Linked DNA regions of Mus musculus: all the other regions are linked to region 5. A link is a loop called in an ENCODE intact Hi-C map of the cell type or tissue named here. Cell type or tissue: heart. All regions are shown on one strand. Links, peaks and the distances in the headings refer to the core of each region. The heading gives the core; the rest is flanking DNA. Region 1 overlaps Armc2 (armadillo repeat containing 2). Region 2 overlaps 1700016J18Rik (a long non-coding RNA gene). Region 3 overlaps Sesn1 (sestrin 1). Region 4 overlaps Sesn1 (sestrin 1). Region 5 holds the start of Foxo3 (forkhead box O3).

What was found. A loop is a pair of places that touch in the nucleus more often than their neighbours do. Peaks named below come from ENCODE experiments on the same cell type or tissue, not always from the same donor. Only the 100,000 strongest peaks of a DNase experiment are listed, where the experiment ranks them.
Region 1: it touches region 5 in a loop (3-fold over the local background); 14 of 42 quality-filtered maps call a loop at or near these places.
Region 2: it touches region 5 in a loop (6-fold over the local background); 14 of 42 quality-filtered maps call a loop at or near these places.
Region 3: a loop joins it to region 5, with 2.8 times the contacts of the local background. A loop is called at or near these places in 13 of 42 quality-filtered maps.
Region 4: it touches region 5 in a loop (2.9-fold over the local background); 7 of 42 quality-filtered maps call a loop at or near these places.

What each region holds. Positions count from the first base shown.
Region 1 is chr10:41,977,371-41,983,225 of GRCm38, reverse strand. It overlaps Armc2 (armadillo repeat containing 2), which reads left to right. Exons shown (of 18, transcript NM_001034858.3): 6 at 2,629-2,705. Among named protein-coding and RNA genes, the nearest start is that of Gm33058, 21 kb to the right of the region's middle. In heart, for the core only: a CTCF peak has its summit at 2,333 (motif pointing left); a DNase peak (open chromatin) is centred at 2,285.
Region 2 is chr10:42,029,047-42,034,901 of GRCm38, reverse strand. It overlaps 1700016J18Rik (a long non-coding RNA gene), which reads right to left. Exons shown (of 3, transcript XR_871596.3): 3 at 5,792-5,855. Among named protein-coding and RNA genes, the nearest start is that of Gm51798, 11 kb to the left of the region's middle. In heart, for the core only: CTCF peaks have their summits at 3,689 (motif pointing left) and 5,245; a DNase peak (open chromatin) is centred at 3,711; H3K4me3 peaks cover 647 bases; H3K27ac peaks cover 757 bases; H3K27me3 peaks cover 1,712 bases.
Region 3 is chr10:41,827,550-41,833,404 of GRCm38, reverse strand. The region is part of intron 1 of Sesn1 (sestrin 1); the gene reads right to left. Among named protein-coding and RNA genes, the nearest start is that of Sesn1, 20 kb to the right of the region's middle. In heart, for the core only: a CTCF peak has its summit at 2,343 (motif pointing left); a DNase peak (open chromatin) is centred at 2,354; H3K27ac peaks cover 615 bases.
Region 4 is chr10:41,885,876-41,891,730 of GRCm38, reverse strand. All of the region lies in intron 1 of Sesn1 (sestrin 1), which reads right to left. Among named protein-coding and RNA genes, the nearest start is that of Gm33058, 70 kb to the left of the region's middle. In heart, for the core only: CTCF peaks have their summits at 3,150, 3,966 and 4,223; DNase peaks (open chromatin) are centred at 1,970 and 4,390; H3K4me3 peaks cover 2,061 bases; H3K27ac peaks cover 1,298 bases.
Region 5 is chr10:42,274,426-42,280,280 of GRCm38, reverse strand. It overlaps Foxo3 (forkhead box O3), which reads left to right and starts at 3,586. Exons shown (of 4, transcript NM_001376967.1): 1 at 3,586-3,755; 2 at 4,736-5,465. The coding sequence starts at 4,848. Gm38485 (a long non-coding RNA gene) reads left to right here and starts at 5,472. Exons shown (of 2, transcript XR_380269.1): 1 at 5,472-5,855. In heart, for the core only: CTCF peaks have their summits at 2,627 and 4,319; DNase peaks (open chromatin) are centred at 2,110, 2,530, 3,530, 4,680 and 1 weaker place; H3K4me3 peaks cover 4,234 bases; H3K27ac peaks cover 4,283 bases.

The DNA of each region.
Region 1 (5,855 bases), core at 368-5,367, 300 kb after region 5:
AGAAATGAACTAGTGCTGACAACTCGCCAAGTCCCCTCAGTGAGCTGGCTGACACCCGAAACCGAAGCATTGCAGTAGATTTAGGAGGGGAAACCAAAGCCTGGTAGTCTTCCCGAGGTCACAGGCTGTGAGTGTTGACCTAGGATATGAACTCAGTGTCCCCCAAACCATGATGACTGTGTACGATGGCAGTGGGTCCCAAGTCCATCTTTTCTTGGCAGCCTCGGGGAGCAACACTGCCAAGCCTGTGCATACCGATTGTCCTTTTCATTCTTTTCTAGAAGGGAGGTGGCACAGATGAGGTGTCATGGAGGCAGCCTTACCCCTGGCCATGTCTCAGGGAGAGTGGACAGGCACTGGGTGGGGGCAGGGGTGGGTCTGTGAGCTGAAAACTGTCTTGTTAGATTTCAGTGTTTATTAAAGGGACACACACACATATATGCATGTGCATGTGTGCACACACACATGTATGCACGTGTGTACACACACATGTATGCACGTATGCACACACGCGTACACACACAGAAATGAAACTCTTGATCTTAAAAATGTCAGGTTATATCTAGAAATTAAAAATATAGGAACTTCCTTGCTTTCCACCCCATTGAAGTTTTGTTTGTTTGTTTGTTTGTTTTAATTTTAGGATTTTGTGTGTTCTGATAGATGTGTACTCCTGCCACAGTATCTAGTGGGCAGAGGACAACTTTGTGCAGTTGGTTCTCCCCTTCCACTTTTATGTGCATTCTGGGAATCAAACCTAGGTCACCAGGCTTGCAGGGCAAGCACCGTTTCACCTTGAGCCACCTCAACAGCCCTGTTATTTGCATCTATTAGTTACAGATAATAATGGGTTCCATGACAATTGTCATGCCCGTATCTGATGGATTTTTTTTTCGTTTCACCTCCATTACCCTCTCTCGTCCCCCCTCCCACTCTTGTTGAGCATATGTGAGTGTGCACGTGCGTGTAAGTGTGCATGAGTGTGTGTGTGTGTGTGTGTGTGTGTGTGTGTCCCAGTGAGTTCCATTAGGGTTGGCTAGAAGTGTGGATGAAGGTTTGTTTATAGGAGTCTGGATGCCTTACCCATTGCTACATCACAGAAGACAATTTCTCCCCCTCTCCCATCAACCATTAACTGTGTGAATCCGCTGGGGGAGGGGGCAGGGTGTAGGGTTGGTTTTGTTCAAATAGGGTCTCATGTAACTTTTTGTTGTTGTTGTTTTGGTTTGGGTTTTTCAAGACAGGGCTTCTCTGTGTAGCCCTGGCTGTCCTGGAACTCACTTTGCAGACCAGGCTGGCCTCGGACTCAAAGATCCTCCTGCCTCTGCATCCTGAGTGCTGGGAGTAAAGGCGTGTGCCACCACTGCCCTGCTCTCGTGTAACTCATGAAGTCTTGCTTCGACAATCTTTCCATGGATTGAGTCCTTTTGTTCTGTCTTTGAGGGAATTTGTCTTCATGTTCTCTGTTTTATTGGCTAGGAACATCTTGCTGCAAAAATTCAGTTGTTTCAGAAAATTAGAGCCTTTTTGTTTTAATTGGTCCTACCAAGTTTCCCTATTTTATGACAAAGAGAAACATCTGGACTTTAAAAACAAAACCAAAAACATGTTGACAGGGAAAAAAAATACTAAAAGTTATGTGAAGAGGCTAAATCTGGGGCAGGGGGGTGGTGGTGGAGTAAAGACCAAGGGCAAGCACTCAGGAGAAGAGGCAGGAGGATCTCTGTGAGTCTGCTGCCAGCCTGGCCTCCAGAGTGAGTTCCAGGACAGGCAGGGCCACACATAGAAACCCTGTCTGAAAAACAAAACAAAAACAAAAACAAAATGATAATAACTTATATATTTATTATTATTTAGATTATTGTTGTTAATATTATTAAAATCAGTGTGTGGAATTATCAAAAAGAAATTGTGTCAGACTTGCCATTTTAGCCTGAGTGACCTTGGGAATTTATACAGATCTTTAAAAGGCAATACCTTCAGGTCAGCTGTAAGTGGGGAAGCCAGGCAGCAGAGTCAAGTGCCTCCATAGCTAGCCAGGCTACTCGTACGCTTCTCATCTGAGGACTGCCCAAATACACTGTCTACTTTTTTATTTTTAACATTTAAAATATTTCTAAGAGTATTTTTAGAGACTATTAATTGACTTGAGTTTTAAAGTGGGAATGGGACGTGCTGTGGTGCAGTGGAAAGAACAGTGGGTTGAAAAATCCCGAGCTCCGCATTCCAGAGCTGACCCTGCTCATGTGACCTTGGACAGAGCAAGCTGGCTTTCCCTTGGCTGGTTTTCTTCCTCTGTTTCTTGTTGTAACAGCGGCCTCTTGTGGTCCATATCATTAACAACAACCACCACTACCACTACTACCTCACCCCCCAGTCAATTTTGGATTTTTAAATTTATTTTTTATTTTTGGTTCTTTCCAGTGTTATATTTCATACTGTTAAGCCAGCAGACTTGTGTTCTCACAGATAAATCTTAGGAGGCAAAGGCAGGTGACAGCAGACAAATGGGCACCAAACCCATCTCTTAAACTAGTCTCTGTAGTTTCTTCCAAGCCTGACATGAACAAATTGCAGTTTATAAAAATGAAAATACTTCTGTGTCTCATCCATTGCTCTTCCTCCTAGGGACCCTGGGAAACGGCGTGCCAGGGCCTCCTCGTGCCCTAGCAGCTCAGACCTGAGCAGGAAGGAAACCAGGGCAGGTGAGTGTGCCTCTCTGCCCTCAGCATCATAGCAGATGAGAGTGCCTCTCCTCCTTCAGCATCCAGAGCAGGTGAGAGTGCCTCTCCTCCTTCAGCATCCAGAGCAGGTGAGTGTGCCTCTCCGCCTTCAGCATCCAGAGCAGGTGAGTGTGCCTCTCCGCCTTCAGCATCCTTCATTCTCAAGATCTTTGTGCTGTTAAACAGTGTGACTTGTTTTTCAAAGACAAATGTTAGGTGGAAGTCAAGGAGAGTCTAGAGTGCCACACCGAGCCCTTAGTAACTCTGTTCGACAACTTCAGGAACTGGATCCAACTTGCTCAGAAACCATTTGTTTTCTAAGTTTTCATTTTTCACTGCCGTCTTAAACCAGTATCCAGGTCTGCTGCCTTCAATGTAGACAGAAACTCACAGAAATTATAGCTTGAAGGTATCTGGAGGGTTTGTGTGCAGATTTAATATCAGTGTAAATCTAAACTTAAGTTCAAAAGCATTGCCCACTTAAATGAAGAAGGTTTTAATTCTTCAAGATTTTTTGTTTTTTGTTTTTGTCTTTAAAATAAAGAAAAAGATACAAATGTGGCACATTGTTAACATTGGACCAAACTAGTCAGGGTAGGACAGCTGTCTGTTACATTAAATGAAACTATATTATGAAAGCCCTTTAGGGACTTTATTCTGCCTGAGGAAATATGAAATAATACAGACCAATGGTTAGAAATGGTGCAAAGTCAGGCAGTGAGAAAAATGAGCCAGGGAACATTTGTTACACTATACCACTGTAACATTGTAACACTGTAACATTGTAACACTGTAACATTGTAACATTGACTGTACAACACAAGCAGCAGGTGAAACCTTAAGTTGTGGAAACAAGAGTTAGGGAGCTCTGTGTCACACCTAGAAAAACAAACATGCTGTCACCCCCATTTCAAAGGCTGGTGACCCCCCCCCCCATGGGGAAGGATCTAGATAAGGCAGGCATAAGAAGGTTTTAAGCCTTCAAGGTTTTTGTTGTTGTTGTTGTCTTTAAAATAAAAAGATACAAACGTAGCACATTATTAGCATTGAACCAAACTATTCAGGGTAGGACAGTGTCTGTTATATTCTTCATAGTTTTTTTTTTTCATTTCACACAAAAGTTTATGTCGGGCTCTATGAGTACACATCTATAATCTGAACATTTTGGAAACAGAGACAGGGTTATGAATTGCAGGCCATTCTGAGCTACAGTAAGACCTTGTCTCAACAAAAATAAAAAATGATGATAAATGATATCAATCTAGCACCGTGTAAAAGATGTTATCTTCAAACTAGCCCCTCACCAGTAAGGAGACAGTTAGTGGTCACCTGCAATGTATCTAGAACTCAGGAGAATCTAAGCCTTCCAATTCCCTAGACAACATTGTTGCTAAGGGGTTTACGTTTGCATGCTAAAAACACCAGCCAATGCTAACAATGTATCAAGCTGTTGGGTCCAAAGCTGAAAGCTGTGGTTAACAGCTATAACCACGGAGACAGCAGAATCTTCAAAAACAGGCAGTATTTCTTGCCTGACTTACCCAATTTTCCTGTTGAATCATTATTTTTATATTTAGCAAGCAGTGAACCTAGATGAAAGTCCTTTTTAAAATTTGAAGTTGTTCCCCAAGACTGGGCCACACTGTGTGTTTGTAGACATGCTTCAGTTTCTAGAATTCACTGGGGATAGGGTATGGAATGGAGGTGATGGGGGCAGTGAGGACCACATGGGGATACAGAAGCAAGGCCATAGCAAGACACAACCACATTAGTGGGGATTCCTGGGAGACGACCGAGAAGAAATTCTTATACCACAGTGTTTAGCTAACTTCTCAAAATGAGTCTGAGAAGTCTCAGAAGGGTCTGGAGGTAACTAAACTTGGGTGATTTCTGACTCATCTTGATAATCATTTCTTCCTGGGGGGAGCATGTTGACTGATTTCACTCTTCCTGGGGAACTAGTTGATCGCTCAGCTTTACATTGAAAAGCACACTGTGTAGGGGTTTCGTTTTGGTTTTTTGTTTTTTTTTTAAGACCACATGGATTTAAAGCCTGAATTTCTAGTAATTTGGGGTTTTGATGTGTTAGAGCAGGTTCCTACTCCAATAGATGATGCCACAGCTCAATGTCAGAGTCTTTTTCTCGAACCCTTTACCATATTTTTTGAGATGGTCTCTCGTTGGACATGGAGCCACATTCTGGCCACACTGAGCTGGTCAGTGAGCTCGCAGGATCTGCCTGTTTCTGCTCCTCTGCTCTGGGGTTACAGCACCATGCCTGGCTTCTTTTATATGTGCTGGGGATCCAAGCCTGGGTCCTGAAGCTTGCAGCAGCAGGTGCCTTACCCACCGAGCCATCTCCCCAACCTGCTTTCTAGCAAATTTAAGTGTTTCCTATATATGTCAAGGAAATTGACTGTTGTTGACTTAACAACTTCTGGCTTTTTGTTTGCCTTCTTCAATACTGAGTCTGTTCATATCCTTTGGCCTCTAAGTGGATTAATTACCTAGGACTATGAGCGGCGGTCTTCTTATACTGCGTGGCTATTTGTATTTACTTTTAGAATTACATGCTTGTTTGTTTTGTTTGTTTAATGTGAGTACATGGTTGCTCTCTTCAGACACACCAGAAGAGGGCATCGGATCCCATAGCAGATGCTTGTGAGCCACCATGTGGTTGCTGGGAACTGAACTCAGGACCTCTGGAAGAGCAGTCAGGGCTCTTAACCGCTGAGCCATCTCTCCAGCCCCATGTGCATGTTTTATCCAGTTCAAGCACACTCAAAAATCCAAAAAGCAGAGATGATGGTCTACAGTCTTTTGTCTGCCATTCTGAAAACCTCAACATCCCAAACGTTGAAATAGCTCTAGTGGCAATGGCAGATCCGACCAGAGCTGTAGTGTTGGCCCCTCTAGTGTGAGCGTTCACGTGTTACGCTGGAGGGTGGTGCTCCGAAGTCCCTGTTGTGAACACTGCTTTCATTCTGAGATCCAGGCATTTCTGAAGCCTGCACCACACCTGGCCCAAAAGTTTGGAAAAGGAACTCTGGGCCTGCACTCAAGACTAATTCTGTGCTAAAGACAATTCAATTTTGTTTTATGATGAAGTCTTGCTGATAGGTCTGCACAGAT
Region 2 (5,855 bases), core at 575-5,574, 250 kb after region 5:
AGGCGCCGCTGCTTTCTCACCACCATGAGAAGACAAGGGTGCTAAGGTTTGAACCTAAGGCCTAGGAAAGAAGTCTCCCAGGGAGCTGCCGCGTGTAAAGTCTTGAGAGAATGACTGAATTTGACTCTTTTTAAAACATTTATTAATTAATTGCATGCACGCATGCACACACACACACACACACACACACACACACACGTGTACATGGGGGCATGGCACTTCATGTGGAGGATAGAAGGCAACTGGCAAGAGTCAGTTCTCTGAGTCCTGGAGTGGAACTCAGATGGTCAGGTTTGGCAGCAAACCCCTTTATCTAGTGGGCAATCTTGCTGGCCCTGACCTGTCTGCTCCAGGGTGGCAAGAACTATCAGCTAGCACAGGCTGCCAGCCTTGTCAGGGAAAGGGAGTATTGTTTCCAACCATGAACCTGGTGGAAGGAAGGGACATTCCCAGAGAAAACTAGAAGCTGAAATAGAGGGAAAACAGTTTCCGGGGGGAGGGGGGCATCTGAGAGGGACAGCTCCTCAGAAGGTCTTTCTGCATGTGGCTCTATTCCCCTCCATTTTATTTTCATTTATAATGAAGGTGTGTCTTCTCTGGCCCAAGGAGATGCCCTGCTCTCTGTTCCTATCACCCTTTTCTTTGCACTACTGGACCAAGAGTAAGCAGAGTGTGTTTTCACTTGCAAGTACCAGGAAACTCAGAGATCTTTTAATTCTCACAAATAACGCCTAGGTGGGATGGGCACAGGCTGACAGAGTGGACAAGTGATGCCATCAGTACCCAGGTCAGCCAGGCGTGGTGGTTCATGCCTCAGTTCAATGCTCAGGAAGCAGGGGCAAGTGACGCTCTATGAGCTTGAGCCAGTTGGGGTCTACATAGCTCAAGTTCAAGGACAGCCAGGGCTATGTAGAGAGACTCTGTGTCAAAAAGAATAACTGCAGTTCATCTTTCTGCTCTGCCACTATACCCTAGTCAGTCAAATAGCTGCCTGCCCAGCTCCAGGCTTCAAGTCCCTGAACACTACCACTCAGAGGCAGAACAAATCAATTATTGTGTGTCTTAGGTCTCTTTGTAATAACTAAGAAACTTTTCCAGGAAATCCCTCAGTGATGTGTCCTCATGACTCATTGGTCGCAGTCGGGCTTCGAGCCTCTTTCATGAATTGCCATCAAGGAAAGGGGGATTTCCAGAGCTGATTGAATCAAGATGGCTAGGAATAAAACCAGCCTCCCTGCAAGCTCATGGCCACAAACTGTGAACTGGACCAAGCTGGATGAGGTTCTATTGGGAGATAATTGACATTTGTCACATTTGTGGTTCTCAACATTTGAGGACTTTGCCACCTTGTATGAGTCTTGCTCACAAGAGACAGCAACACAAAAGTTTTAGAACCTTCCAAGTCGATGGCAGGCATGATTAGTGTATAGGTGGGTCAACTGGACTTCACTAGCGAGCCACAAAACCCAGCCAAAGTGAAGCCTTGGGTGCTAGGCCAGATACTCTGGCGAACGTGGAAGAGCAATGTAGAGAGAGCGAGGGTCTGCACAAGTGAGTGCTGACATGCGCACTGCATCTACCTTGTAAACAGTGGTGTGCTCAAGTTGGGCAGTTTGCGTACAGTTCTGCTTTAAGCGACCATCGAGCCCGTTTTCTAGACTCTTAGGGGAGTCAAAACTAGGGGATTTGTCCCTAAACAAATCTCCTTCTGGTTCCAACTAGAGAGACTCTTGCTCGCCACCGGAAGTTCTGCAAGGCGAAATGAAACCGGGTACGCAAAGCATTGTGTCTCTGACGCAGAGGACCAGACGTGTGACGTGACAAAATGCCAAGGATGTGAGCTCTCCACAGTACATCGCAGAGTACCACTGGTGGAGACAGAATAAGGCAGGTCTGGGGAGTTCTTCCCTGGGGCCAAACTCAGCTTCCCTTCCCGTGCTCAAGCACCCTTTCTCTGGAAACCCGCCCTACTCTCTCCGCAAGCATTTCCACCGAAGACCTTGGCACCCAAAGAGCCTATACCCCATGATAGATGTAATTTAATATCATTTTGTTGTTAGATGTATCTCCAGACGTGGACCAGGTCATTTAATATTGCATGAGGGGAATGGGGTTGGAAGGCGGGGTAGGGGAATTCCAGACCAGTGTGACTAAACTTAAATTTGAAAGTTTTCAATACGAAATGCCCAGTGCATTGGAGTTTGTATCCTTTTACAGGTAACTAAAAGGGAATGTCCCCTCCCTGCAACAGAAAAAATAGCAACCTTAACAATGTTTTAAAGAACAGAAGGAAAAACTTCATTGTGATTCTCCTCTCCTGCCTCAACAAAGCTACTGGCAGGTACCCTTGACCGCTGTATCATTTACCTGACTCAGTTCATAAAGTGGATGGATACGCTGCTGTACTCCGCTTAGGCCACCACCCTCACTAGACATGCAGAGGCCGCTGGCTTACACACATTGTAACATTTGTGTTGTGTTTAACGGGTCCAAAGTGTCCTTCTTTCAAACCACTTTTAGAGCATCCTTCTTTTAGGTTGTTGATGCCTATAAATGTATCTCCCTCGGGCTGATACCACCTGATACCACCGTGTGGTTGCTGCCGCTGCCAGATCAGCGCCCCCCCCCCCCCCCCGATTTCAGCAGTGGGGCAGGTTTGAAATAGCATCTTTAATAAAAGGGCAATGGGCCTTACCGCTGTTTCCTTTTGTAGATTTTAGTTATTATTGGGGCTTTCCTGGGGTTCTGGCTCTGAACGATCCTGTCAGGCATTGGCTCAGTGTTTCTCTGCTATTCAGAGATGGCACCAGGCCCATGGGGTTGAGAGTGTAATACAGATGTGTGCGTTATCAGGAATGTTCCAAAAAGCACCTCGTGGTTTTCTCTGGGGTTCATTTTTGTTTGTTTGTTTGTTTTTGTTTTCTTTTTTTGTTGTTTTTTCTTTGGGGGTTTGGGGGGGCTGTTTTGTTTTGCAGAATTAACCCTTTCAGGGGGGTTATTGTCCTCAGTTGTCTTAGTTATGTGACAGGAAGGCCTTAGGGTGGGGATCTCTTCCTTCATCTGGAAACTTAATTTCAAATCTTACGCTTACTGCATAATGAAAAATGCCCAGGAATTGTGTGAAAGTAAGGATGAGCTGTTGCCCTGACATCTGAAAATTTTGAAACAGGTGACTATTACAGAAGCCTATTAGCTTTTCGGGACTCCCTTCCCCACAAGTTTTAAGTCAATGATCCCTCTTTCTTCCTATATTTTCTCTGCTGCATATATGATCAGTGACCTTAAAAAGCAGTCATTCAAAAACTATGTTTGGCAAACACAGCTTAATTTTCAAGTCTGGTGCAGAGTTTCTCACAGAGAGCTGGGGCCCTGAAGACAGAACGCGCTCTTTTGAGCTGCATTTTGAAAAGGGAAGGGAACTGTAACTCATTCCTTGTGGTAGAGGACAAGCAATGACTCTCGGCAATGGTCTGGGGCTCCGACCTGCCACTGCCACCGTAAAGACCCGGCTCGTGGGGCTCCGACCTGCCACCGTAATGATCTACCTCCGTGGGGCTCCGAACCGCCACCGCCACCTGGCTCCATGCCCTTTCCCTCCTAGCCTCCGAGCAGCTTCTCTGGCTGCCACGTGACCCCAAGAGGCCATTTCATGTGTTCCCACTGGGTACCACCTCTGCTGTGCCCTCTGGTGGCCTTGGCTCACCACTGCTGCTGCCTCAGCAAAGTTTGACCTTGGCGCTATCAAGAGCCATCTCTCCTCTCTACTCCAGCCGCTCATGGGAGTCCGGGTGCCTGCTGACGCTGCTCCAGCCGAGAGGGAGTGATTTGTCTCCTCAGCTGGCCACAGCAGTCCACCCTGCTCCACTCTCCAGTAGCTTACACACTGAGACCCTGAAAACCACGCTGGTTCCCCAGGCCCTGCATCATTTAGGTGACCACAGTATACCACTGCCTCAAAAAATATTTCTCCTCTTTTCAACAGTCCAGACGAGATAGACCAAGCCAAAGAATGAAGCTTAGTTATTACACCACATGTAAGAGGAAACTCAAAATAGATCAATAGCTTATGTCAAGAGCTAAACCAATAAAACTTTTAGAAGAACACAGGAGGAAAGCATCATGACCTTAATGAAATGGGGTCTTGGGTCTGGGATCAAACGCAGAAGCAATACACAGGGGCTGGGGTAAATTAGACCCTAACAAATCTAAGAACCTGTAACATTGAAGGATTTTATCAAGAAAGTGAAAATAACCACTAGGGAATGAGCAGGGTGGCAACTCAGACAACAGTCTGAGCAAATCCCAGCACTTGGGAGGCAGAGGCAGGTGGATCTCCAAGTTTGAGGCCAGCCTGCTCTACAGAGTGAGTTCGAGGCCAGCCAGAGCTGCCCAGAGAAACCCTGTCTCAAAAACAAACAACCTCTGCCCCTACCTCCCAAAACCCAATAGAATGGGAGACTCTGCCAATTCCACACGGGATGTTGTGTGAATATTCCTCAGGAGGTGTGACCAAATGTCTGTTCACTACAGTTGGGGCACCAAGGAGAAGTAAGGAAACCACTCCCCCAAAGTCTTACTTGCTGAACAAATGAGTTTATTACGGTTATTGGCAGAAGCATGGGTGACCAGTTCCATCACCCAAAGTCTCCTACCCCAGCTAGCAGTGCATGTAAGCCACATCCAAGAGCCTGTAGCCCAGTTTGTAGGCAGCAACACCAAAAAGGCTCCGCTCCAGGGCAATTGCTGTGGGAGGGATTGTGTGTGAGGCTAGTAGCTTTCTGAGCTTCCTGTAATGTTCCTGAGCTTTCTAAGCCTTCGAGTTTTCCCCTTCCTCTCCCCAGAACAGAATGCTTCAGTTTGGAGAAGATAGCTGCACAATCTGTAGGAAGGGTCTAACGTCCAAAATAATAGTCTTCATTTCTCAATAATGAAAAAGCAAACAAACAACCTTTAAACTATCAAAGCACTTGGGTTAGCATTTCTCCAAGATACACACACACACACACACACACACACACACACACACACACACCCTGATATACATATAAAAGGATACTCAATCAGTATCATTGATCCCAATGGAAATGTAAACTAAAGCCATCTTCAGATCTCTCCTTACACTCACTAGGATGGCTATAACCAAAACCAGACAACAGGAAGAACTGTCCAAATGTGGTAAATCGGAGCACCCGTAGCTTACTGATGAGAATGTAAACTGTAGGCTGCTGTGGAGAGCAGTTTGCAGGTTCCTGACAATGTTAAGTACGCCCCCGGGTGGTGCAAGCAGAGAATTGACTCCTGTGAGGTGTCCTCTGGCTTCCCCATGCCCACTGTAGCACACGAGTGTGCCCTACACACACACACACACACACACACACACACACACACACACACACTGGCACATAAATGCACAAATAAATGCAACTGTAAATGTAATGCTGAGTACAGTCAGGAGTAGTGAGGCAGGCATGTAGGCAGCACTCGGCTTGTGGAGGCGGGAAAACTACAAGTTAGACACAGTGGTCAGCCTGGGCTATATGGAGAGAGCCTGTCTCAAAGCCAAGGAACAACAAGACAGGAAGTTCACTGACTTATCTTGTCTGTTTATTGATGATACAACCCCCATTTCAGGAGAGGTTAGCCTATAGCAGTGAAGACATGCTTCTCAGAAGAGCTGAGGAGAGCCTGCACAGGCAGGCCCTGGGGTTACTGCCCTCTAATGCATTAGGCCACGCCCCTCTGGTTCAATCAGTTTCCACAGTCATCCACGTCTCAATGCTGTTTGGGGGTGGGGTGGGGATAGGGTTGAGATGGCTTAGTGAATCAAAGCTCTTTCTGCCAGCGATGCAGGTGAC
Region 3 (5,855 bases), core at 364-5,363, 450 kb after region 5:
ATTTAAAGACAGGCAGCTCCAGCTGGTCCTGGCAGATAGGTAGGAAGCTAGGTACAAACTGTCAAGTAGTAATAATAATAGCTAACATGTATCCATTCATTCACACACCTGCTTATATGCACTAGTGTCAGACAAGAGACTAAGCAATGAACAGACAGGTCTTAATCTTCATGGAGCATACACTATTAATCCCAAGTAATTAAAAAACATAACAATCTCAAGCAGCATGGAATTAGGAAGGGAAGAACACAACTGCAGTCCTGGCCAAGATAGAGAGAGACTGAGGTTCAGAGAACTGAGTACCAGTCTTGGCTTTATAGTTCATGCCTGCTTGCTTCTTCTCCTCTTTAAAAACTGTTACAAAGTAAAAGGAGGCACAGGGCTAATGCCTTACAAAGATCAATATGCTATTATCTTTATGTTACTGACTGTAAAACAGAAGCTTGGGGTTGGGAGAAGAGAATAGGTTGGCAGAGAGGCACAAAATTATAGAATTCCCAAAAATAATGTTTGAGAAAAAATATATATTTAAGTTGATTTAAAGACAATATAATGCATATATGAAACACAATGTAATGTTTATATATGTGGATGCATATATAATGTTTCTGTGTGTTAAAAAAAATAAAGTTGGATTGCCAGGTGGTGGTAGTATACACCTTTAATCCCAGCACTTGGGAGGCAGGGACAAGTAGATCTCTGTGAGTTCAAGGCCAGCTTGGTCTACAGAATAAGTTCCATAACAGCCAGGGCTACACAGAGAAAACCACCAGTCTTGAAAAAACAAACAAACACAAGCCCAGAAAGCAAATACAACCAATCTAAACAAAACAAAACATTAAAACCTTTTTAACTTAAAAAATAATTCCCCAAACAAGACAAACATCAACAAACTAAAACTTAGAGCACTAACTAGCTTGCCCCGTAGAGCGTTAGCAAGAGCCAGTGTGTGTGCACAGCAGTCTGGCAGGGGCAGCTCTGGACCGTGGCGTATTTGTCTGTCTCACATTACCAAGGCTGCAGCTGTGCTGTGCTCAGCTCTGTCCCACATTCTGGAATCAAATCTGAAACTTTCTGCCTGTGACCTGCATGCCTGGGAGACCTGCTGCTTAGCTAAGAAAAGTTCAGCCCCATGCAATGAGCATCCTCGTCAAGAGCAGCAAGCTGGTGCTTTCTCACGAAAGTGTACTTTTGCTGGCTTAAGGCTCTCACATTTCAATTGTAAAAAGTCTTCTCTAACAGTTTCAGGAAGTAAGTGTCCTGTGCATGTGGCAGCTCAGGTGGTCTGCTGCTGTTCTGAGGCAAGGTCTCAGGTAGCCCAAGCTGGCCTTGAATTCACCTAATGGCCCAGGATGCTCTTCAACTTCTGACCTTCCTTCCTGTACCCACCCCCAAGTGTTAGGATGTTGGGCATGTACCACCACACCCAACTTCTCAATTTTTTTATGGAGGGTACTCTTTGAAAAATTGATACACTTGGGTTTTCCCCCAAAAGTACATGCAAGAATACACTGTTTTCTCTGTAACTGATGGGTCACACAACATCCTAAAAAGCCAAAATCTTCAATTTGAACCATTAAGCTGTAGCCTCTCCCAGAACAAGTCTTGGCTTTGCTTCCTGGAAAACAAGAACAAGTCTCCTTTGGTAATCAGTTTGGGGCAGTTAAGACTGCCCACTACTCTCTGCAGAGAATGTGAGGTCCATTCTCAGATCCCATGTCAGCACACTCACAACCACTATACGCATGTGCACACAGACAGACAGACAGACAGATGTGCATGTGCACACACATATATATACATAGAGCGAGAGACAGGGATGGGGGAGAGAATGTTTGCTTTACTGGTTTCATGTTCTCATCTTCCCAGAAACTACTCTCCAAGGAGCACATATGCGTTGAGCCCAACTGTGTACCTGCCCAGCTGGATGGTCTAGTCAGATCATCTACCTCTCCAGCTCACGCTCCTTGTGTTGAGTGACTGGATAAAAGCAGCGAGTGCATGCCACAGGCCCAAGAACAGCATCTGGGGGGGGGGGCGAGTTAACTAGACTATGGGCTCTGAGGTCAGCAGTCTTCTCCACCTCTCTTCCACACAGATACCTGTGCAGGTACCTGGAACAGTCTGAGACAGTAAGTGAAAGAGGAGATCAATACTATCACCAGTTAAGCTTGGATATTTAAACTTGGAATTATCTCCTTTCTCCTTTCAGACTCCCTCTAAAAGAAGACAACTGAAAACACAAATGTTCTTAAGTTGTACACACATCTTCTCTTGAGGCCTACAGCATCAAAATTGATGACAAACTAGACTTGAGTTGAGTCAGAGTGCCACCTAGTGCTCACAGCAGCTAACTGCTGAGAACTCAGGAAATGTCCTTGGTGAACAAGGAGGCAGGCGGGCACAAAAATGTAAAGTGAGTGGAAAACTGTCATTAATGGCCAGAGTCTTCAAAAGAAAGGTAACTATAAGGAAAATCAGACATCTGCAGCTTTAGACGCTAGTACATGCGCGCATACATATGTACCATACTAGAGAAAACTTACTTCCGAGTACCCTAAAGTTCTACTTCCTGCAGAATCATTCTGTGAATAGAATCTGGTGCACAGCATTCCCCTTGTATCCTTGGCTTCTCTTTCTATGGCTTTATAATCGCTAGTCATGGTCAGCCATATCCAGAATCAACAATGCGTAAATTTTAAATCACGTGCTATTCTGAGAAGTGATCTCATACCATGCTGCCAGGCCTGTGATTTACTCTTTTCCAGAGTGTGCATGCCACATGCCACATACACTACCCACTCAGTATCTTTTTAGTGGCCACCTCAGTTTTCATAACAGCTGCTGGCTCCAATGTAAGGCTCGCAGTGAAGTAGTGCATACCCAGGAGCCCATAATGTCAAAACACCCAACTTGTTCAGCTCAGGCACCTTATCACTAGTATTGTTAGCATCTTCTGAATACTCACTGGTAGTACCATCTGAAATCTCAAAAAGGGAGAGTTCTAGAAGACATTAGAAGAGAGGAAAAACACATCCATATAGCTTTAATTACAACAAGTAGTTGTTCTGTTATTGTTGTAAACTTAGGTTTACATTGTAGGTACATGCTGAGGCAGGAAGATCAAAAGTTCAAGGTCAGCCTGGGCAACTTTGCAAGACTTTGCTTCAGATTCAAATTTAAAAATTGGGAGGTGGGAATGGTGGTACTTGTAATCCCAGCATGTGGGAAGTGAAAGCAGGAGTATAAGGAGTTCAAGGTCATCGTCAGCTATGTAGTGAGCTTAAGGCAAGCCCGGGCTACATGAGGCCTTGTCACAAACAAACAAATGGAGTGCAGCTTGGTGGAACAGTCCTTGCTCAGAATTCCTTAAGTGGCTGCCTAGTACTGTACAAAGCTAGGTTTGATGGTTCATAGTTATAATTCCAGCACTTGGGAGGCTGATGCAGGAGGACTGTTGTAAGTTCAAGTTTAAGGTCAGCCTGGGCTACATAGTAACTTCTAGACCAGCCCATGTTTGTCTCAAAAATACCAATTAAAATTTATAAACAGCAAATAAATTTGAAAATGGTTTAATTTTTGAACCATTGGGATGACTATACTAAAAATGACATGAGAAAATGTTTCTTATTAAAATTAGTATTCTCTATAATTGAAGGAAGGCCCTTACTTCAACATATTATATGTAGTGGGATAAAATTTTTCAAATTTCTATCAATTATATAATAATTTCTGGTGGTTCTGAAACAACTAAAGATGATAAAGATTAGGGCTTATAGCATAAAGAAATTATTTTACCTCCACCTTTCAGACATGACTAAGTTGATAGTAATACACAGCAGTGTTTTAGTTAGGGTTTCATCGTTGGGAAGAGACACCATTACCAAGGTAACTCTCATAAAGAAATATTGAATTGGGACTGGCTTACAGTTTTAGCGGTTCAGTGCATTACCATCATGGTGGGGGCAGGGCAGTGTGCAGACAGGCATGGTTCTGGAGGAGGAGCCGAGAAGGCTACATCTTGATCCGACGGCAGCCAGGAGAGGACTCTGGCTCACTCTGATCAGACTTAAGCATGTATGTGGGACCTCAAAGCCCCACCTCCACAGTAACACATTTCCTCTACCAAGGCCCTCTCCCAGTAAGGCCACATCTCCTAATAGTGCTACTTCCCAAAGGCCAAGCATATTCAGACCACCACAACCAGCTTCAATTTGAGAAGTCTATTGACTACAGAAATCTGATTGGTAAAATATTCAACCCCATTCTTTTTTTTTTTTTTTAACTTGAGGATGCTTATAAAAGTCTGAGAGTTTTTCATTCATTTTCACTACAGGTGAGACTTGATGTGTATCTCATTATATAGCCACCAAATGGTGACAGAAAGACATCTGCCATTTCCTGCCCTTTGGCCAAGAGCAGACTGGGAAGTTTCCCTGAACTACACAGGCATGAAGGAGAGCAATGTGTGTAGGGAGGCAATGAGGAAGAGGAAGATGATACCAGAGGCAGGTAGACCTCTCCTCCTGAGTCTTGGTGGACCCTAGCAAAGGAGGAGATAGGGCCTGAGTTCAGCATCCACTGGTGAAGATGGCAGAAAATTCTTTATCTGGAGATTGCTTACAAGTGTGGGAGGAGTCAGATCAGTACCATACTAACCCTTTGATATTACGCTCTTCATTAACTCCTCTCCACACACGTACGGTCAACTGTAGCTTTCTCCACAGCATGGAGGGAGAGCCCTTCCTCCCATGCCCTAGTCCCAGGAGAGGTTGTTACAGTAGGCTACTTTCAGACTGCCTCCCACTGATCCTGCCTTACGGTATTCTTCCCATGCCATTTGCCCTTCAGTAATCTGCTGACCTTGAGCAAGGGCTGGACCTCAGCAACAGCTTTGAGTGAAAAGATTATGACTAAAGTGAAGCTTTGTCTCCTTCCAGATTATGTTGTGAAAAACTGTAACTTGTATTTTGCTGATAGTCTCTAGCTCTTCTCACGTATTTCCTGATGAAACAATCGGAGAGGCCCACATGGTAGTCCCTGGCCAATTCCATAATTGAGACCCTCTCTATATCAGTTCTCAAGGAACAAAATCCTAACAGCAATTATGTGCACATGGAAGCAGACCATACTCTCCTGAGCCTTCACACAAGATTATAGCTTTTGCTAATTTGAGATCTTAGCTGCAGTACCATAAAAGACCTTCAAGGAGAGGTCCAGCTAAGCCATGCCATAGAAATCTCAAGATAACAAATATGTGTGGTTTCCAACCACCAAAAGCATTCTGGATCAGTAGGTTAAATTGAGTTGTTAAAGCTCTTCAAACTCGCCAGAGGGACTGCAGCTAGTGAGTGAGGGTGTTGCGCTTGGCTATGACCGGGTCTCCAGTTACCACCCAAGCCTGGATGCTACTTCTGCATTTGGTACAAGTGACACTTCCTTTGTAAGATTAGGTCCTTATCAGGTCAGAGACAAAGTCACTGTCTCCTACCCAGGGGCTGCTGTACCTTCTTCAACATCCGCAGGTATAGGGCATCTGAGCAGGTCTCCTACCTCCATCTTTAGCATAATGCCCAAGTGCATGTGTGGTTTCCAACACAAACCTCTTGACAGAGTATTATTAACTTTATACTGTTTTCTATTTATTATTGGCCAGCTGGCATGGAAACACACCAGTAATTTAACAAGCATTGTTGCGCCAATGCACACAGGACAGACATCAGTCCTAGCTGAGGGTGGAAGATTAATTCTGATCTAGGCAGGATTCAAAGGCTTCCTTGGTTCAGCCCCCTTTCAAGCGGGCATCAACAGCACAAATGAATGGATTTAAATGCTAAAAAAAAAGGCATTTTAGG
Region 4 (5,855 bases), core at 340-5,339, 390 kb after region 5:
TTAAACATGAAGAAAACAAAACAAACAATAGTCCTACCAAATGCTTGTGGAGTGAAAAGAACCAATAATGCTACAAAACCTGGAAGTCAAAAACGACGGATAAATCTGGTAACCAAACAGACTGGCATGAGGGGAAGGGTACACAGTCAAAGATGAACAGAGAACTTGAAAGACTGCAAAGGGTCAGAGACACTTCCAAGAAAAGGAAGTGAGAATGACCGAAACCATGCTCAACTCCCAAAGCAACAACAACGCACTGCATTAACTACAAAGACCATAGGTGGGAACCTACAGACAGACTCACATTTTGTACTCACACATAAAGGTAAACCACTACACTATTGATTCTGATAAACAACCTAATTGCTAATCAATGGAGGACTGTTTGAAAAGTTCAACATGATCAACAAAGCTGTGGTCCTCAAGAGAACAAAGCAGAACATATGCTGGGGTGGGGGCGTAGAGAAAGGAAGACACAACACGCGTGTACATGTGTTTGTTACTGCTTGAAATATCTGGGTAGTATTTCTTTAAATGACACCAAATTGACATCCATATGACCTTCAAAACGAACAGGTTGAATTATATTATTCTGGTTACTCTATTCTAGAATCAAGTGAATTTACTCTCCTTACTTAAAGGCTAGGCTTAAAAGTTGACAGACTCTCTCTTTTAGCTAATAGATTAGGTACATGACAGATATAAGGGCCGTGACCTTTTCTAATTAATTTTATGTCAATCAAAAAACAAAAGGCTAGTTATATGGGGTGTTCCTGATGAGCTGAGTGTGTATCCCAATTTACCTCAGACCAGGTACAGACAGGACAGTGAGTAGCTCTATCCAGCCACCCAGCACACACAGACTGACCTCTGAGAAAGTCAACAGATGACAGTTTTCTTACAGGACCTACCTGTTCTTACTAAAGCTTGCATAAAGACTCCTCACCTTGGAAGAGTCCCAAAGTATAGCACACACTGGAATGATGGCCAGCTCAGTGGAGAGAGCTGTCCCTGCATGTGCAAGGCCCTAGGGTTGATCCCAAGCATGGCCAAGTATTTCCATGCACCATCTCCTGAGAGAAAAAGAACAGAGTAGGAAAGGAGGTTTGGGCCAAAATAAGGACTTCTGTTAGCAAGTTTGTAATTCCCATGAGAGCATTTAAACTCTTAACTGGGCAGGTCTAATGTGTAAGTAAGGTGTAAAGAGAAGATGAGGGAGATACAGCAGCAACAGTACCACATCTACATCTACCTCATGATACCTACAGAAGAGTTTACAAAGCTCTTGGGGGTGTGCAGTCTGAGAATGAAACTGCTTTTTAGTTTTCTGCTTATTCCTTAACTGATATAAAGGGGCAAAAAAAAAAAAAAAAAGAAAAACAAACAAACCCATATAGAGCTAATAATGGTAATAAAAAATTAAGAGCAGCAATAGCAGCTGACATAGCATGCTAGGAACCGAGTACTGTTTTAAGTACTAGTATTTACAAAAAAGGAACATATGATTTATGATATTGAAATCTACAAAATGTATATGTCTTTTATAATCTTTATGAAAAAGAAGCCAATGTCTTTAATGCTTTATTAGTGTGAGAGCCCAAGTCAAACTGAATGCATTTTCTAACTTCCTATGTAGGTTACTTTAACTATTTTCCCTTCTGTAGTTGTGAGAATTCAATTAGACTCTGAGCAAATCTTACAATCCAGATTCTAGGAGGCAGACCTGCCAAGAATAAAAGTTCTTGTTGAACTCAGATGCAGATGGCAATCAGCATAAACCTCACAGGTTCTCTGTGAAGACATGGCTGGAAAAGCTAACATGAGAACTAGGACTCCCCACCCCTCAACAATACTAACACCAATATCTGAAAGCCATGCCCACACCAGCACCTGCTTCCTCACCAATGTACAACAATACTGATTAATCCTCAGAAGATGGACATTCTGAGTGGCGTTGACAGCACACAGAAACAGTACGTCCTGTGCCACCGTGTGAACAGTGCTTGTGGACCAAAGCCCTGTCTAATCACATGCTTTGCTTATGTTCCGACGACCTTCATCAGCCTCCTTAAGAATGATTGACTGGCTACAGATTAAAGACTTTCTATGAGGTGTCAATCTACCTACTTGAAAAATTAGGTGAAAATCAGTAAACTATTTGAAGCATGTTTTTTCTTTGTCTACTTGATGCATTAAAAAAAGCCCATCTAGATATTTAAGACTATATCTTATAACACTGATGTCAATCTTTTTTTTTAAAGTTACACAAGTAGAAAGTGCATTTCTTTCTTTCTTTCTCTCTTTCTTTCTTCCTTTTTGGTTTTGTGTATGTGTGTGTGTGTGTGTGTGTGTGTGTGTGTGTGTGTGTGTTTGAGACAGGGTTTCTCTGTGTAGCCCTGGCTGTCCTGGAACTCAGAAATCTACCTGCCCAAGTGCTGGGATTAAAGATGTGTGCTACTACTGCCCGGCAAAAGTGCATTTCAACAAGGCAAAGAAAGCAAAATGTTTTATAAAAAGTGAAAGTCCTAACCCACTCTCCCCTTCCGGGAGAGTCCTTGTCTATCTAGAATTATGTGGATGTTTTAACATTCAAAGTATTTCAGAAGAATTGAGGAGCTAGAAGTGTTGTTTATATGTAGATTTTTTAAACTACAGCAAAAATGTACTAAATTTCTTCTGTCATTAACACTGCTAAGCTATTTAAAAACACGGGAAGTTAGGTACCTCTTTGTGTGTGTGTGCTCCATGGACCATGGTTTAGAAAAAGAAAAACTTCCTGACTTCAAAGTCCTACAACTGGGTTGGAGACATGTTCGGTGGTACAGAGTTACCTAGCATGTACATAACCCTGAGTTAGATGGGGAGGAGGAGGAGAACAATTTTTGGAAACGTGCTACTTGAGAACTGTGCCAATGCTTCCTTTGTAAAGTGACTAGTTTCCCATGATACACCAGTCCCTAGTTTATTTTACATGCTAAGTGTATTAAAGTGAAATACAGCTATGCAAAGCTTTCTAGTTTGTTGAATACAATTTCACAGGCACTATCATAATCAATGTACAAGCTACTGTGGATCTTTGGAAATTCTAAGTCTGAGCTGAGGATATTGCACAAAAACGCTGTCAGCAATAAGAGCTGTTCAGCCATGACCACTAGGGTTCGTTTCTAAGAATGGGAGCAGATGGATCTAGGGTGGCCTGCATACACAAACCATAAATGCTAACTCAACACTTCCACACTTTAAGCTTCCAGAGCAATGGTTTATGGTTTATTTATTGACACTGAGTATAGAACCCAGAGCCTTTCACATAGCAGACTACCACTGAGCTTTAAAAATTTATTTCTGAAGGTTGTTTTTGGTATGTGTAAACAACCAGCATGCAGTATATCCATGAACATTAACAGCTAGAATCCCTTTATGGAGTCGTTTACATTTTCATGACTATACATAGTGCACCGATTAATTGGCTATTAAAAAAAACTGGCCTGTGTCATTTTAATGGGCAGAGTAACAAGGAAATTATTCACATTTAGACTTCTTGAACTAAGACAACCCAACATATGATTTCAATTCCAATTTCAGTATTGACTCTCATCCTTTTAGATTCAAAGCCTTTGAATGTTCAACTTTTAGCAATTTTAAAACATCATCCTATTTGCACCATTAAAAACACACACACACACCATCTCAAATAGTTCTGCAGGCCTATTCAGGCACAGCAGGGATGGCTTAATAAACAAGGGCAAGAGCTGCGATGAGCAGCACAGGTCTTGACGGCGTTTTTTTTTTTTTGTTTTTGTTTTTGTTTTTAAATTCCATTTAACCGACTCAAATGTGGTTCTAAATGAACGTCGGCGAGGGAAGGGTGACTGAACAATCAGTTATGACCGAACGCCGGGGGGAAATCCACAGGCTGTTTGCCCTGAGACTTCAGCTCTGCTGCTCTGACTTGTGCGCACCGGCAGGGCACAGCAGTCCTTATTCTGTTCCAACACCTCCCCTTAGGTGATCTTGGGGTGCAGTCCCTTCCTTCGCCCAGGCCGCGCAGCCCTCGGGGGCGTTTGCGAAGCTACCGGTGCGAGCTAGTGTCGGCGGTGCTCAGCCCCACCGCCCTCAGCCCTCGCCTGCCCAGTACCTCGTCCTGGCCGCGGTCCCCGCCGCACTGGTGGCAGCTCAGCAGCTCGGAGACAGCCAGCGAGGCTGCGTACGCCTCGTTCGACGCGGCGGCCAGGCGCATGTCGAAGGGACGGCTGCGGCCGCGATCTGTCGCTGCAGCGCTTCAGTCAGCACCCGGCGGGGGCGGGGCGGGCGGCTCCGACAAACAAGACGCGAGGCCCCGCCCCACGCCCGTCACTCCACTGCCCGGCGGGCGCGCCCGCCAATGCCGGCCCGCGGGGACTCGTAGCCCCACCCCTTGGCGCTGGGGTTGGGGGAGCGTGCGGACCAGGCCAGCAAAAACAAGCTTGAAGGCCAAGCGCCCAGCCTGAAGCTGACACTCAGTTTGGGAACAGGCTCGCTGGGTGGAACCCTGGCTGGAAGATGCAATGTGCATCCCGGGACTCAGGGAAAGGCAACCTAGTTTCCCATCTCCTGGGCTAGGGCCGGGCATTTACCCATAGGCAGTCAGCAACGTCACCTAGCCGGGCCCTGGCAATACCAGGAGAAATCCTTACACTGTACAAGCTATCGAACCTTTTTCCTTTTTGATGCCCAAATGAGGCAGAGTGGGCTGCAGAAGCAGGAGACCATGGTCTATATGCAATGTGAAATTTATTCTTGGCAAGCGATGTAGAAACTATAAATATTTTCCTTGGCACCAGGTCTCCCAATTGTCTTTCCTCAACAACTATATCCAATGGCATTACAACATCTAATATTCCCTCACAGATACCTGTGTTACAAATAAAACCCTCTGCGAAATCGAACAAGTAACTTGGAAAAACTGAGTTTAAGACATAAATCATTGACATTTTTAGGTCCAGAATCTAAATCTTGTGCCAATACTATTTCCTTCCTTTGGTAGCTTTATTGATTTCTTCAGAGAAAATAAAACAAACCTTGTGCCAGACGTGGTGGCGCACGCCTTTAATCCCAGCACTCGGGAGGCAGAGGCAGGCGGATTTCCGAATCCGAGGCCAGCCTGGTCTACAAAGTGAGTTCCTGTCAGCCAGGGCTATACAGAGAAACCCTGTCTTGAAAAACCCAAAAACAAACAACAACAAAAAACAAACCAAAACAACAAAAACCTTGTTAAATTAGATCTCTTTTTTCTATGCTTGTGTTTTCAAAAGTTTACATGTTCAGGTTAAGAAAAGAAAAAGTTGGAACACACTCAAAAAAGGAAATATATGGAGCTTAAATGACTAAACACTGACAGACACAACTAGGGCTTCAAGAGAAAAAAAGTTTCAGTCTTGGGAGGTGAGGTTACAATGTGTCAAAGAAGACTGTTACACTTTCAGCTCTTGAATCTTCATATTTTGAAAGTCACATGTTAAAAAATCGTTACTCTTTCTTTTTCTCCTGCAGGTAAGATCAATTGTTGCAACTTTTTAAAGCCCTCCCCCCAAACTTTTCTTTCTTTTTTAACTAAGAAAAGCAAGCTGCTTAGTTAATAAAAAGAGGAGGCCAGGTCTAAGCTCTCTTTTGCTGAAGAGCCACAAAAATAAATGATACAATCAAATCTCTATTTAGCCATAAACAAACAATACAGATCCATTAAGCTACCTCTCTTGAATGAACTGGCAGGAAATGAGTAACTTAGAGAAATGAATTTACTTGATATGTGGGGTTGAAATTTATAAAAGCTAGTTTTAAAACGAGTAAAGCTATGAAAATTGATGACTCTCCTAGCA
Region 5 (5,855 bases), core at 534-5,533:
AAGACAGCTACACTGTACTCGTATAAATAAAATAAATCTTTTTAAAAGAAGCCAACCTGAGTTACAAAACAGAGAAGTATTAAAAAAAAAAAGAAGAAGAAGAAGACAGGAGAAGGCAGAGATTCTCTCGGGGAACAAGTGAGGACAAAAGTCCATCCGGAATGACATCCCACAGGACACTCACGCTGAGTGCTGCTACACAATGTTTAAGGAAGAAATCCCACTATGACCCGTTTGCTGAGAGAAGAGAGGGCAGGGCTGGGGAGCAGCCATATGCCTTCCGGTTGGGAGCTCTCTCCTTTTTAGCTGGGTCACATATTTGTTGGGAAAACAGAAGCCAACTCAGAAGAAAAGGAAGGAAGCACTTTCTGGTGTGCAGCATGCTGAGCACCAAGGATTTTGGCTGTGGGGTTGGAGTGGAGCACCACCGCCTGCCTACAGGGAGCACTGTGCTAAGTTTACCACAGTGGTTCCTAAGGAGGCTGAGCCTGTACCCCTTCCTAGCCCCGTTGCAGCTTTTATTCACCTTACTCAAGTTAAAGTTTTAAAATATTGTTCCTTTAGTACCTGGATTACATAAAAATGGATAATCACCACCTTAAATCATTCAAAGGAAAAAAAATACATATAAAACGTTGTCAGTAAGAGGTGGGGGAAGTTTTGATGATTTTTTTTTTTAAACTTTAGCTGGACATGGTGCCACATATCTGTCATCTCCACTCAGGAGGTAAGGTCAGAAATTCAAGGCTGACTTTAGTTACATAGTTCAAGGGCAGCCTAGATTACATGAGACCCACCCAGTCTTAACAATAAAAAAAGAAGTCTACCTTAAAGATAATGCAGGCATTCGACTGGGCCAACACCCACTATCTGTCCCTACCTTCAGGGTCAGAATGCTCTCAGTGAATCCACAAACTCTTCTAAAGTCCCAAATTTCTGCATGCTCTTAGGATACACTGTACTCAAATGGGACGAACTGCTTAGACTTACAGATATATGGATTTCTTTCATAGCACACACACACTCGTATACATATATAGATGTATATATATACACATATATGTATACATATATATGTACACACATATATTTATATATACACACGTGTATCTAGACATATATATGTATACACGCATATATGTATATGGTATATATATATGTACATATATACATATATATATATATATTTGGTGTTTTAAAAACAGTGAGTGAAGTCTTTGGCGTTTGCGTTGCACATTGCAAAGTATCAGTGAGCTGGCCTTCTGGATCTGGGCACAGAGCCTAACACCAGATTCCAGGTAATAAACCCTAACCTCTCTGCACAAATCCCCACTCATTTGAGGCACAGGCAATCGAAGCTGAATTTGTGACCCCACATCACCATCTATATTGCCAGGCTGTAAATCAAAATCAAGTTCTGGGCTTATTTAGTGGATCAGACTGGAAAGGACAGAGGCGGGTCCTAAGGTAGCATAGCAACCCTAAAAGGCAGAATTCCTTTCTTCAGCTCCACTTTCCGAAGACAAGCCGAGGTGATGGAAATATATTTATTCGTAAATGGGCCGAGCCATGCAGCCCGAAAACCTGCACCAAAGGACTGGGGATATTTGTAGCAAGGTCACAGACCACGCAGGGTGTTAAGTGTCCACCTTGTGGTCCAGGTGTGTGCACCGGTGTGTATCTAAAGCAGTTGCTTTGTTCTGGTGAAGGCAGGAGCCCCAAGAGCACGCAAAGGAGGCAGCGTTTCTCGGTCTGCGCCCTTGGTCTCTGCAGCTGCTTGGGCAGCGCGAGAATCTCGCCGTCCAGATGCGTGGTCCGGACTTCTGGGCTATGCGGGAAGCGGGTTACGGGCCAGCCTGGCTTCCTTGCAAACAGCGCCCGGGGAGGCCGCGGCAGCGCGGGCCTCGCCGCGTCCCTCCGCCGACGCGGGCGGCCCCACGCGCCAGCCGTTCAGCCAGCCCCACATTCCATCTCAAAAATAACACACACGTGTGCTGGTAAACAAGCGCGCCAGCCGCCGGGGCTGCGCGTCCCGGGCGAGCCCGTGCAACGCGCCCCCTCCTCCCGCACGTGCCGCCGGGCTCCGCCCACGGGCTTTGCGCAACCAGGCTCCGCCCCTCCCGTCTCGCCAGGGCCCTGGGGTCCTAGAGCCCGCCGTGCTAGCAAGCTGGCCTCGCCGAGGTTCTCAAAGTTTCTCGCCCTGATAGAGCGTGCGGCTCAGATCCGCTCCCTACCTCCTTTCCCTCCTCCCTGCACAGTCCTCCTCTAGTCCTCCCGCTGTCTGCGCGGCGAAGGCTGCCACTCAGCGCGCCTTCGCTCTCCCTCCCCTCTGTCCTTGCAATTTTACTCGATTGTTTATTATTTGCTGGGGGCGGGGGCGAAGAGGAGCGAGAGGCGTCTGGAGCCCAGAGACTGGCGGCGGCGGCCAGTCAGCGCTCGGCGTGGCTTGACGAGGAAGCCGCGCAGCGAATGGCGATGCGGCGCAGGGCTCCGGGGTCACGCGCGTGTAGAGACAATGACATCATCTGTTTGTACGCGTCGAACTAGCTTGGTGCAGGGGCGGGGGCCTCACGTCACTTGAGTGACGGATCACGCGTAAAGCCTGGAGGCCGGAGTTCCGGGGTGGGCGGCCTCTGCAGGCTCTTTTAGGCTGGCTCTTTTGGGGTATTGGGTTGTTGCGGAGCCCAGACTTTAGCTGCAGAGACCGAGAGGGTTTTGTTTGGAAAGATACGTATGAACCAGAATGCATGGTAGACTTTTGGTATGCATGTCGCGTGTGGCGCAGAAAAGCACACAGTACGGCCGGGAGGCACGGATCGTGGGATAAGGGATTGTGAAGGTGCGATCTGAAGTCTATAGACTTAGAAAAGTCAAGCACGTAATCAGCTGCTTTAGCATAAGAAAACTGTTGCCCGCTTCCAGTTAGCTATCTTCTGCTCCTGCGTTCAGGACTGGGGCGCACTGCACTTTTCTTCCTGAGTTGCACTTTTCCCACTTAGCCTTAAAATCCGTGAAAAGCGAAGCACGACTGTCGCCGGGTGTCCCAGGTGAGGGTCCAGTGACACACCTTTCGGCGCGATCTTCGCCGGCCAGTGTTTCCACGCCCAGGTAACCCTTGTCACCTGCGGCTGCCGGCTTAACCCGGGTGTTCCCTGGTGTCAGGTTCTAATAAGGAACCCGATACTGGGGCGGGCTCCGACCCCACGCACCCACGGGCAGGCCACGGGCCCACGAGCCAAACGCAGGGCCCAAGGCTGAGAGCGCGGGGCGGCGCGCAGTGGTGTGTTGTCTGACCTGGCCTCCCGTCCCGGGCCAGCGTGGCCGCTGAGGTCCCCAGGAGAGCGCGGGACCCCAACCGGGAGGGCTGCGGAGCCGGCCGAGTCCCGACCCGCGCGCGCCCGCCCCCATTCCCGCAGCCCCGCGCAGGCGCGAGGGCGCACACACGCGCACTCCCACACGCACGCACAGCAGCCCTCCCGGCCCCCGCCCCAGCCCTCCCCCTGGGCGGGGACCCGCCCCGCCGTCATCCTAGGTTGAGGCTCCCTGTGAGTGGCTATAACTTTGTGCTGCTGCCGCGGCCGCCCTGCTCGTGGAAGGGAGGAGGAGGAATGTGGAAGGCGGCGGCGCAGCACAGGCTGACAGGCGGTTCCTCCGGCGGGCTGCGGCGGCGGCCCGAGAGTCCCCTCGTCGCGGTGCCCTGGGCTCGCGCGGAATCGTACGCCCTCCCGCCTCGTTCCTGAAGGGAAGGAGCCGAGGTAGGCGCCGGAGCTTTGCAACGGGGCGGCCGCCTTTCCAGTGACTCCGGATCTGTTTCCGAGCTGGGCCAGGCGCTTCCCTTTCCCTCCCCGTGACTCGGTGTGCTCCCCCCCTTCTCTCCCGCTAGTGTCTTTAAAGGACTTGAGGGAAGGGGGAACTGTCAAGATGGCAGCAGCGGGAGCAAGGAGGTGATGAACGGTGCTGGTCCGGGTTTTCATGCAGTCCGAGAGATTTGGCGCTTCCCGACCTGTTGGAAGATTTATGTTCCCACTTGCTTCCTCCTTCCCGTTTCTGACCTGGAAGGGGGCGGAGGGCCCCACGTCCCCAAGAAAATACATCTCAGATCTTCTTAGTCCTGCGGGGTCGGCCCTCTCTCTCTCTCTCTCTTGTTGGAAGTGATCTTGGCAGGTCTGCACCCAGACCCCCACGCTCTCCCTGCTGGTCCGCGGGCGGAGAGGAAAAGACGGGAGTTGCCCGCGCCAGCCCTAGGGGGCCTCTCGCCTGGGAGGGGTGGGGGGGATCGCAGGGCTGGGGAGCGGGAGAAGAGCCCAGGACTCTGCTGACTTGCCCTGCGCCTCCGCGGGAGGCACTTGAGCGAGCCAGAGCCAAACATAAACAAACGCACGCACGCACGCTCGCCCTCCGACCACTGCGGAGCTGTTGGGGTCCGGAGGCCGCCCACACTTAATGGCGCGGCCACCCCTCCCCCGGGACGCCCCTCCCCCCTCCGCCCCGCCATCTAGTCCGGGAGAGACCTGCGGTTCTGGCGACGGCAGCGGGGGAGGGGGCTGCCCCGCGCGGGGCCGTCGATTCGCTCGCGTCTCCCGGGCGGCCAGGCCAGGGGGCGGCGTCTGCTGCGCCAGGTTCGCGGGACGCACGTCCCCAGGTCTATCCGTTCTAGGTGGCGGCCGCGGGCGAGGAGTCTCCGCGGACTAGGCTCCAACACAGGATAACCAACTCTCTCTTCGCGCTTCCCTAGGTAGCTGGAGCTCGAACCTTCGCGGTGCCCCGTTCCTCCCCCGCCGCACCCAGCCTGGGCTCGAGAGGAGAGAGCAAGAGCCCAAGCCGCGGGCGGCGGGCAGGCGGCGAAGATGGCAGAGGCACCAGCCTCCCCGGTCCCGCTCTCTCCGCTCGAAGTGGAGCTGGACCCAGAGTTCGAGCCACAGAGTCGGCCACGCTCCTGTACGTGGCCCCTGCAGAGGCCGGAGCTGCAGGCGAGCCCGGCCAAGCCCTCGGGGGAGACGGCCGCAGACTCCATGATCCCCGAGGAGGACGACGATGAAGACGACGAGGACGGCGGCGGCCGAGCCAGCTCGGCCATGGTGATCGGTGGCGGCGTGAGCAGCACGCTGGGTTCCGGGCTGCTCCTCGAGGATTCGGCCATGCTGCTGGCTCCAGGAGGGCAGGACCTCGGGTCGGGGCCAGCGTCCGCCGCAGGCGCTCTGAGTGGGGGCACGCCGACGCAGCTGCAGCCTCAGCAGCCACTGCCACAGCCGCAGCCGGGGGCGGCTGGGGGCTCTGGGCAACCAAGGAAATGCTCCTCGCGGCGGAATGCCTGGGGGAACCTGTCCTATGCCGACCTGATCACCCGCGCCATCGAGAGCTCCCCGGACAAACGGCTCACTTTGTCCCAGATCTACGAGTGGATGGTGCGCTGTGTGCCCTACTTCAAGGATAAGGGCGACAGCAACAGCTCTGCGGGCTGGAAGGTGCGTGCCTATCAGGGGCTGGTGGTCGGACCTGCCAGGCCTTCGCAGCGCCAAGCGCGTATCGAAGCGGTCGGTTTGCGGCCGTCCAGAGAGGGCTGGCAGAGGAGCTTCGCTGTGAGCCTTTGGGGTGGGGGATTCTTTTCACTCCTATAGGAGGGAAGCCTGGGGATGGCCTCAAAGTGGGAAGGGAGGGTCCTGGGCAAGTTTTGGGCATGCCCAGATGAGTAGGCTGTGGGCAAGGGACACTAAGGAGGAAGGACCAAGACATTTGTATGTGCTGGCTTACCTCGGCTGCGGGGAGGAGGTAGCTCCGCGGCCAACTTTGGAATACAGGAGGTGGAAGTGGGATGCACCGAGGACATTGTGGGTGGAGGGAAGGCGTGTGTGGGG